Linked DNA regions of Mus musculus: region 1 is linked to region 2. Evidence: chromatin loops called from intact Hi-C (ENCODE). Cell type or tissue: gastrocnemius. All regions are shown on one strand.

The links. A loop is a pair of places that touch in the nucleus more often than their neighbours do. Peaks named below come from ENCODE experiments on the same cell type or tissue, not always from the same donor. Only the 100,000 strongest peaks of a DNase experiment are listed, where the experiment ranks them.
Region 1: it touches region 2 in a loop (3-fold over the local background); 6 of 42 quality-filtered maps call a loop at or near these places.

Annotation. Positions count from the first base shown.
Region 1 is chr7:56,100,026-56,105,025 of GRCm38, reverse strand. It overlaps Herc2 (HECT and RLD domain containing E3 ubiquitin protein ligase 2), which reads right to left. Exons shown (of 93, transcript NM_010418.2): 13 at 4,790-4,947; 14 at 4,585-4,698; 15 at 1,047-1,298. Among named protein-coding and RNA genes, the nearest start is that of Herc2, 52 kb to the right of the region's middle. In gastrocnemius, no CTCF peak of the experiment used is centred here; no DNase peak of the experiment used is centred here.
Region 2 is chr7:55,984,587-55,989,586 of GRCm38, reverse strand. It overlaps Nipa1 (non imprinted in Prader-Willi/Angelman syndrome 1 homolog (human)), which reads left to right. Exons shown (of 5, transcript NM_153578.3): 4 at 4,023-4,183. Among named protein-coding and RNA genes, the nearest start is that of A230056P14Rik, 25 kb to the right of the region's middle. In gastrocnemius, a CTCF peak has its summit at 2,757 (motif pointing left); a DNase peak (open chromatin) is centred at 2,756; H3K4me3 peaks cover 387 bases; H3K27ac peaks cover 390 bases.

The DNA.
Region 1 (5,000 bases), 120 kb before region 2:
ATGAATGGAGAAAACTGTTAGAGGCCAACTGATTTCCAATAGAGTTGTGCAAACAGTGAACTGTGTTATTTTGCCACTTATCTCAGAAGCCTGGGGATTAAACACCCGATGAACACAGAAGACTGCCTCTGACTAAAGTAGTAACACGCTGTAAATAAAACTCATGGGCAAAAACTGGAAAGCCCTATTTCCAAACCCCCTCAGCAAAGAAGCAGAGAGAGGAAAATGAATTAGTGTAGAGATCCACTAAACTAGTCCATGAAACAAAATGCAGGCCAAATCCTGATCTGTGAATAAACTAAAGGAGACCACAAAAGGACTACTCCCTTAACAATTAATAAGCTAGCCCCTTAAGAAGAGTGCGCTTCACTCTGAACTAAATAAAATACCAAAGGGTCCAATGGGCATCCATGTACTAACCTTGCTGGCTCACTGACCTCACCTTTCTCGATTTCTTGTCAGCTCGTATGTACTTCACCAGCACCCACTTAGGACAGTATGGAGACAATCTACAATCCCACTAGGCCAAACATTATGGGGAAAAAAGGAGAGTTTTTCCTTTATAAATTCCATGGTTTTAATGGTTCTTTCTCCAAACATGCCATTCCTTACAAGAATGCCTGAGACTATGTGAGGATCTCTCAGAGGGGACCCACCCTCTATGCTATAGTGAGGACCCTCACTCACAACTACTCCTGGACTTCCCTTTCCTCCTCAATCTTCAAAGCAGATTACACAGTTCTGTAACCAAGCACATATACCTCACCACCAAAAACAAGGTCACAGCAGACTAAGTCGGGAGAAATCAAGCCGACTTCCAGCTCCAACACCACAGCACACTAAGTCTCAAAGTAAATGAATTAAAAGTTAAATTTGATGAGAATAATTTTAGGACATTTATTAAAATAAATAAGCCATTTTCCATTATTTACAGCTATCAAGATATTTCTAACGACACTCCATTCACTGGATATAAGGTAAGAAAAGAAATCTGAAAACTTCTAAAAAATAGATCCACAAGGGTTTAATTTTACTCCTGCAATCACCTTGCAAACCTTCCAAGAGTTTGGGATAACGGACATGTTCTTCTGTTCCATGACCAAGCCTCTGATTGTCACCTTTCCCCCATGAATAAACTTGGCCATCTTTTGTCAAGGCAATAGAAAACTGACTTCCACAGCGCACTTTGATGACATCTAAGTCTTGAAGTTTTTCAATCAGCTTTGGGGTTTTGCAGCCATCACTTCCACCTCTGCCCAACTTCCCATAGTCGCCATCTCCCCAAGACCACACTTGGCCTAGAAAACACAAATTAAAAAAACATTTAAGTAAAAATCATTGCACATCATGGTGGAAGCTTTAAATGACTGAAAATAATATAACCCATAAAACACATAAAACAATCTTACCTATATATAGTTAATGCAACACAGATTATTGACTAAATGTAATCTAACGTATATTTCAGATTGATACATTAGCAAATGTAAACAAGAGCTAGAGAGATGGTACAGTGGCTGACAATACTTGATGCTCTTAAGGGGACTCTGGTTCCCACTCAGCACTCAGAGCCATCCTAAATTCCAGTTCCAGGGAATTGGCACTCTCTTCTGCCCTCCTTGGGTAACAAACACACACACACACACACACACACAATTTCTCTCTCTCTCTCTGTCTCTCTTCTCATTCATACTTAAAGGCAAACATACATACTCATAAAATAAAAATAAATAAATATTATTTTAAAAATAAAAGCTGGTGTTTCATTTTTTTAGATTAAATGGGAAACAAAGGTCTGACTCTTACTTTTTGGGACCGATGCTGCTGCTTCAACTAAATCCTAAACACAGAACAAAATCACACTGCTCACAAGACATGAGCACTGAGGTGTGTGGCAATGCTGTCTCTGACTGACCACCCTCCAGTCTGCCTGCACTGTGCACTGTGGTGTCCCCACAACAAGCAGGGCTTCCCAATGGCACATATCAGTGCAATGTAATTTAACTAAATATGACATAAAAGGGTACAATACAATACAAACGTGGTCTTTAAAACTGACCTGAATCATTTGCAAAACCTCAATAAATCGGGGGAAAAAACTGGTCAGTAACATAGTAGAAAAAGCCATAAGAGGAAGTCCAGAAGGGGAAAAAAAAAAAGAAAACAATAAAACTTTCAGTTTGCTTGTAAATAACTCAGTTCTCATTCTGCTTTCAACTATCCAAACCAAAGAATAATGCACTTTTTCTGAAAAATAAAATAATCCTTTTCTTTAGTCTTTGTGTGTGATACAGGCTGTAATAATGACCCAACTATGCCATACTACTAAACCAGCCAGAAACAACACATAAGCAAGCCAATTTGGAAGCATTCCAACACAATGCTAGCTATCAGGCCAGGCTAATCCGTCATCTGAACTGAAAAGTATAAAGGATACACTATTAGCTAATCAATGAGGGAAAAAACCTCAGTGCATTTTCTATGTCCTGCCTAAAATCCTACCGCTTACACTTAAGCCAATGTTTCCAGTGAGCCCATCACCCAGAGCAGACGGGACAGGCAGGCAGGTGCTTCCACTGCACCAGTCACTGCACAACACAATCATGCAGCAGAAACGTTTCTCTCAAAGAGCTGCGCCAAAAAAGCACAAGTGTGAGGTGAGCAATATTTATAGCCTTAGTCCTAGTCCTAAACATCTTATCACTATAAAAGTTTCCTCAGAAATTTTACAAAGAATACCAAGGATAAAACCCAAGCACAGCTTGCATAACACAGCCAGGAACTGTGGCTCCTACACAGTTGTCCCAGCACTCAGAAAGCTGAGGAAGGTAGGAGCCCCAGAGATCAAGGCCCACTGGACAGAACAGCAAGGTTCTCTCACAAGACAAAACAAACCCATCTTAGTTAAGGGTTTTGTGAAATATGGCTCATTCAGTAGTGGACATTTATAAATAATGAAGGGTCCTTTAGATGACTATTCTCTGTAGAATTCAAAAAGCAGCAGAAGCACAGAGCTTCTGAGCATGTCTATGTATAAACAGTAGGCTCTAGGTACATATGGATTACTGAAAAGATTTTATCTCGCACCGAAGACATTCTCCATAGTCACTTCTCTACCTGCCATTCAACCTCTGTCATGGTTTGTATATGCTTGGGCCAGGGTGTGGCCTTATTGGAGTAGGTGAAGTCATTGCTTTAATGCCCTTGTCCTAGTAGCCTTCAGATGAAGATGTAGAACTCTCAGCTCCTCCTGCACCATGCCTGCCTGGATGCTGCCATGCTCCCACCTTGATGATAATGGACTGAACTTGTGAACCTGTAAGCCAGCTCCAATTGAATGTTGTCTACGAGTTGTCTTGGCCATAGTATCTGTTCACAGAAGTAAAACCCTAAGACAACCTCTTTAAGAAAAAACAGACTAAGAAATTCCCCAGTTGATGCAACGACTGACACGGTACAGAAATGAGACCACCAAAATATAGACAGACAAATTCATTGTAAAAATGGATGCATTTCTGGCCATCAAATCTGAACCACTACATTATATCTCTCTCCCTCTCCACATATGTGTATATGTATATACATATATGTATGTGTACATACATACATAAACATACGTACATATATGGGCTATGCATGGTAACAAACGCTTGTGATCCCAGCTCTATGGAGACTAAGTCAAGAGGAAAATGAGTTCAGAGACATTCAGGACTACTTAGCAAAATACTGTCTCACTAATAAACACAAAAATATACAACTATGGCCAAACAGAAATAAATTCCAATGATAGAGTACTTAGATCCTGGAATCAAAATTCACAATACTAAAACAAAATTTTATATATATATATATATATATTCCAAACTCACTAATAAAACATAAAGAGAAAACCAGAGATTTAATAAGATACATTAGATTGTAAAGCATACAAAGACTATGAAAGATTGGCTGTAATGAGGCTAAATGTTGGGTGATAATACTGACAATTCAGAATGTCAGTTATATTATTTAGCTGTAATTTTTAGTGAAAATTAAATACCCACTAGGAAAGGTGGTAGCCCCTAGGCACCCACCTGCTTTCCAGAACCAAATCCTGAGAAATTCTTGGGCCTCTTTGCTGAAGCCACTGAGCTCCTACTGTGGTAGTTTGAATAAGAAATGTCCCTCATAACCTTGGGCACCTGAACACTAGGTTTTCAGCTGTTGTCTTGGGGAGGCGTAAGTGGTAGGTTGTATAGACTGCTGCTGGAAGCACATCACTGCAAGCAGGCTTGGAGAGTAAAAAGCTTCACCTCTGTCCAGTTTGCTCTCTTTGTTTTGTGCTTGCATTCAAGATGTAATCTTTCTGCTCCAGCTGTCTTGCCTCCCAGCCATGATGGACTTTAATCCTCTGGAAACATAACTCAAAATAACTCTTCCTCCGTCAAGTTACCTTGGCTTTGTGCTTTATCAACGCAACCAGAAAGCAAACAATGCACTCCCCAACCAGGGAGGGCAGCCTAAGGAAGTTCACACAACTCCAAAACTCATTCATCCAGGCTACATTCCTAAGAAACTGCCCAGGGCAGCATAAGCTCTACATACCGTTCTCAGTCACGGCCAGGGTTTGAGCATCTCCACTCCCACAGGCAACATCAATGACCTTTAGACCTTTGAGTCCAGCTACCAGCATTGGAATGGCCTCATCTTCACTAGAGCCTTGAAACAGAAACAACTGTCATTCTCAATGCCTCTCAAAAGAAGCAAGCTCCTCCTACCTCGTGATTGTACTCAGGTACAGCAGACATACCATGGCCCAAGCGGCCGTAGTTCCCACGGCCCCAAGTGTACAGCTCCCCCTCGGCAGTGATGGCCGCACTGTACGTGCTCCCACATGCTATGTGCACCACGTGCTTCCCAGCCTGCTTTCCTGAGAAAGCCGAGATCACCTTGGGCTCCTCCAGAGGCCTGCAGGAAGGAAGACAACAAACAACATGGTAGACATTTCATAAGAGATACAA
Region 2 (5,000 bases):
GAGAAATTTTTAAATAGATGAACAATCTTGAAAATATAAAGAAAGCTGGAAGAATGACACTTTCCAATTTCAAGACTTCTTTCAAAACCCAGTGATCAGGGGCCAGAGAGATGGCTCAGCAGTAAAGAGCACTGACTGCTCTTCCAGAGGTCCTGAGTTCAATTCTCAGCAACCACATGATGGCTCACAGCCATCTGTAATGGGATCTGGTGCCCTCTTCTGGTGTGTCTGAAGACAGCTATAATTGTACTCATATACATAAAAAAAAAATCTTTAAAAAACAAAACAGTAATCAAGCTGCATGCTGTGGTGTGTGCCCGTAAGCCCAGCACTTGAAAGGCTGATGCCCGGAGACTTCAAGATTGAGATGAGACTGGACTTCATAGTGAGCCCTCATCTTAAATAAAATAAAATAAACACTACAGAAATCAAAACCTGGATTATGGCCAGGTATACAAATTGATAAAAATAGGATTGGGATTTCAGAGATACACTGATAGTCTTACAATTATTTCTTACCAGAAATACTGAACTAACTCTATAAGAAAGACTAGGCTTTCTAAAAACTGTGCTGAAGGGCTGGGGCGGTAGCTCATGTGTGTCCACTTTTGCCACGTCGACTCAGCATTGTTCTGAGCACATGCAAGCTCCTAAGCTTGACCCCAGCACTGCCAGAATGGAGAAAGAAACCAAATGGGGCCAACAAACAGGCTGACATTGGCATGCAAATATTCAAAGTTGTTGCTTTTATCTCACCACACAAAAAGGAACTCAAAATCTGTCCAAGAGCTAAAACTGGCAGACTCCTAGAAAAAAAAAACAACAACAGTTTAAGTCACTATAATTTTTAATCAGGGAATGGGCTATTTAAGTATGATACCAGAATCACATGAAGAAAAAATAAACTATATACCAAACTTAAAATGTCTATTCTGCAGAGAAATGAAGGTTGGAGGGAGACTTGATTGGGATGTCCAGGGTGAGTGGCAGGAAGGAGTTGGGGTAGACCTAATCAAGGTGCATTGTATCTTGTATGAAACTGATAAAAAGAATAAATTTAAAATAACCAGTGGTCTAGTGCGAAGACTCGGCAGGTAGAGATATCTTTACTGCCATCAGGTTTGCTGCCAGACCTGGTGGATGACCTCCGTTCACTCCTAGAGTCCACATTAAGTAAACAAACTTCCCTAAGTTGTCCTCTGACCTCTAACATAATGCGGACTATAGAATTTTCGCGTACACACACATACACAACACATGAATAAACATTTTAAACACTATGTTCCAGAAACTGCCATCAAGAAAAGAACATTCAGAATAGGGAAAAAAAAAGTCTCAAATTATGTGTACGATAAGGAACTTGTACTTCCGTATATAAGACTTATAAGTCATCAATAACCAACTCTTTTTTTAATAACCAACTTTTACGTGTGGCTATTGCATTCTGGTCTTTTGCAGTGGGGTGGGAGGTGATCTGGCCTTGTGACCCAGGCTCATTATCTTTCCGCTTTTGTTTATGGCAGGCCCTTTCAACCATGGCACAGTCTGATGGCTGTCCCAGGTGAACCTAGCTCTGGTTTTTGTTCTGTGACCCTCCCCCTTGTGTTCATGATTCTTTGGGCAGCAACATAGACCCCTACCTTTATTACTTTTCTATTGCTGTGGCAAAGCACCTTGATCAAGGCAACTTATAAAGCAAAAAGTGTTCACTTTGGCTTACAGTTTCAGAGGGTGAGAGTCCACAATGGCAGAGCAAAGGGACAGCTGCAGAGTTTGTTGGTTGATCCATAAGCAGGGGGCAGAGACAGCACTGGAAATGGTTCCAGCCTTTTGAAACCTCAAAGCCCTCCACCAGTCTCACACTTCCTCCAGCAAGGTCACACCCCTAATCCCTTTCCAAACAGTTCCACCAACTAGGGATCAAGTAGTCAAAAATATGAGCCCTGATTTAAGATATAGGCATGTTTTTGCCATGGTTTTCTCATTATATTATCTCAGCAATGCAGTTTACTTTCCAAACTGGATGACTAGGCCTCCTTTAGGGCGAAACTGTAGGTACAGTATAGTATAGTATACTGTGTTGACTTCACACAAAGTAGTATAAGACAGGAGGTGGGAACTATGTGCAGGTATTCAGAAAATGATAGCCCCAGGTGTGGTGTGTTGACAGGGTGAGCCTTCCAACTCTGGTCGCTAACCTGTGCCTTCTTACCCCTGGTCTGTCTAGTCATCTTCCATTCTCTTTGTTTAACAAAGTACAAGTTAAGGATTTCTCAGTTCACTTAGTATATTTCTTCCAAAGTAGATGTAATCTTAATTTACACTTACTAATAACCCCCTCCCAGTATTGAATAACTAGGAAAGGCGAGCCACTGACCGAGAGAGAGTCTAGAGTCGAGCATCATCACCTTACTCAGGCACCTGTTAAGGGCATCTGAAAAAATCAACTGATTCTCTGCAAAAGACAAGTTTTTTTTGTTCCTCAGTTACTGTGGCTCAAGGCTACCTCCTCCCAGGGCTGAGAGGAGCCCTGCTCATCCACTTCTTCAGTCTTGCCCTGCAGCCACATACCTCTCTCTCATCCCCTGGGAAGGCAACGTTTAAGTTCTAACCATATAGCCTTAATTTTATTTATTTATTTTTCTGGTTTTGTTTGTAAGTATTTTTAATTAATTTTTTTAGTTGGGACCCAGAGTGATGGGTTTCATTATGACCTTTCATGCACTTGGTTCTTTCTCTACCCACTGCTGCCCTCTCCTGGCCGCTTTCTGCTTGCTGTTTGCTTGGATTCCCCAAGGCAGCCCCCTCCCTTCTGCCCGTATGGAACCGTATTTTATTACGGTTCCAGTTCCCTCTTCGAAGCCTCGCTTTAGACCTCTGCCTTCCTTTTCTGATGACTCACTTTCCCAGTAACATCGCAGGCTGGAAACTATGTTAATGCCCAGCCATTGACAAGACATTTATGATGTGAACTGCCTGAGTGTAGTGGCTCATGGGAGACTAAAGCAGAGGCCAGCCGGGACTACACAGTGACGTTCTGTCTCGTTTAACTTTGTTTCCCTAAAAAATACAAATGATAATACACACTAGATGATTTTGGGTACTTTTTTCCCCTGTCAACTGTCTATTATCAGTTCATTTCAGCAAGAATAAGGGACATTTCTCCTGCTTCTTCATTAGCTTGTAGCCTTAGTTTCTATGTGGATCCTGTCTGGGGACTATTGGTCAAAGTAAATAATCCAGTATAACCATGAACCATTGCATCCTGTTCTTGGATGGTCATGTCCTCTGAATATCTTCGGTATTAATAACAGCACAATAGGAATGACCTAGTGGAAGCCCATTTTTCCCCATTCAGGTTGGATGCTGATGTTGTAAAGGGAAAAGAGATGAACACACTGATACCTACACATTTCCTGTATTTGAAGAAATAGTGCCAGATCTTTTAAGTTTTGAATGTTAGTGAGAAGTAACCATTCTGTATTCCTTCTTCCATACTTCAGTTGCTGTTAGCATTTCTGAATTTATTTATTTGTTTATTTATTTATTTATTTATTTTGTGTCTATGTGTGTTATTTGTTTTTTTTTTTTAAGTAAAGAAGAAATTTTTTGGTCAATAATAAAATTTCCTCTTCTCATATATTTTATATCTATATGATAATTAAAACTATTCCATGATATGAGTTACGATGTTACAATCTACATATTGGTTATACATGAAAATGTATAAAAACCCAATTGTGCTGAAAAAAAAAACTTCAATAAATATCTAATGGGAAAGTTCGTTTTTCTCTTTGTAAAAAGTGAATGCTGGGCAGGATGTACATGGTGCTCAGTGTTAAAGCATACACAGGGCCCTGGATTTGATTCCCAGTGCTAAAATACAAATAAAAACATTAAAAAAAAAACAATGAAAATAAAATACACCTATTAAAAAAGTATGAATCTTCTAGATAAAGTATCTTCAACTAGTAAAAACAAGTTTGACTTAAACTATAATGATTTCTTTTCCTTAATTGAAGGTCCATTTTAGCTTCTTACCTTCTGAAGGAAAAGCTCAACATCTTGGGCAAGTTGGGCTGTCTGCTAAGCTGCGCAGGTTCTGTCGTGCTGATCATCCATTCCCCGAAGTCTGAGAGTGTGACCACGCAGGCCGAGTTGGAGGAGAAGCTGACCAATCCAGGTAACTCGTTCTTAGCAGAGCGGGTGGCTCGGTGTGTTTCCTGGGGAAGCCAGACAGCTCATACTACCACTCTGTCGTGATGATTTCCGGCAGGGCAGGGGTACAATGTCTACTCCGATTTAGACCATGATTGGCTGTCCATTTTATGTGTGTACATCAGCTGGCTGTGAGGACATGCCAAACCCAATTTTCAGAGGTACTCTTAAGTTTGGTTTGATTACGTGGAGACCTCATATTTCATGAAGCTAGTTAAGACCTTTTTTCCCTTTGGTATTTTATGTCTGTTGTCTTAGTTACTTTTCTGTTGCTGCAACAAAACACCATGGACATGATAGCTTATGAAACAAAACATTTACTTGGCCTCATGGTTTCAGAGCTTGTGGTTAAGAGTCTGTGATGATGGAGCAAAGGAATGTTGACCAGAACGGCTGAGAGCTCACGGGCTTGATCCTCCACAGGCAGGAGGCTCAGAGACAGCAATGGGGCTCGCATAACTTATTTGAAACCTCAAAGCGTGCCAGCAAGTGACACAGCTCCTCCAATGAGGCCACTCTTTTCTTTTAACCCTTCTCAGATAATTCTACCAACTGGTGATCAAGTATTAAAATATACAAACCTGTGGGGGGAGGTCATTTTCATTCAAACCATCATCTCTGCGAACATTTCACATTTTAATATTTCCTTATTCTCATAAAGTTTGTATTTTCTGAGTATGAGAATAAAGACAAAGGCGTTAAAAAGTTGACAACTCTGCTGTGAACTAGGCAAGGGTGCCCCGAAAGGTTCATGCGATTTCCAGAGGAGCAGATCTATAAGT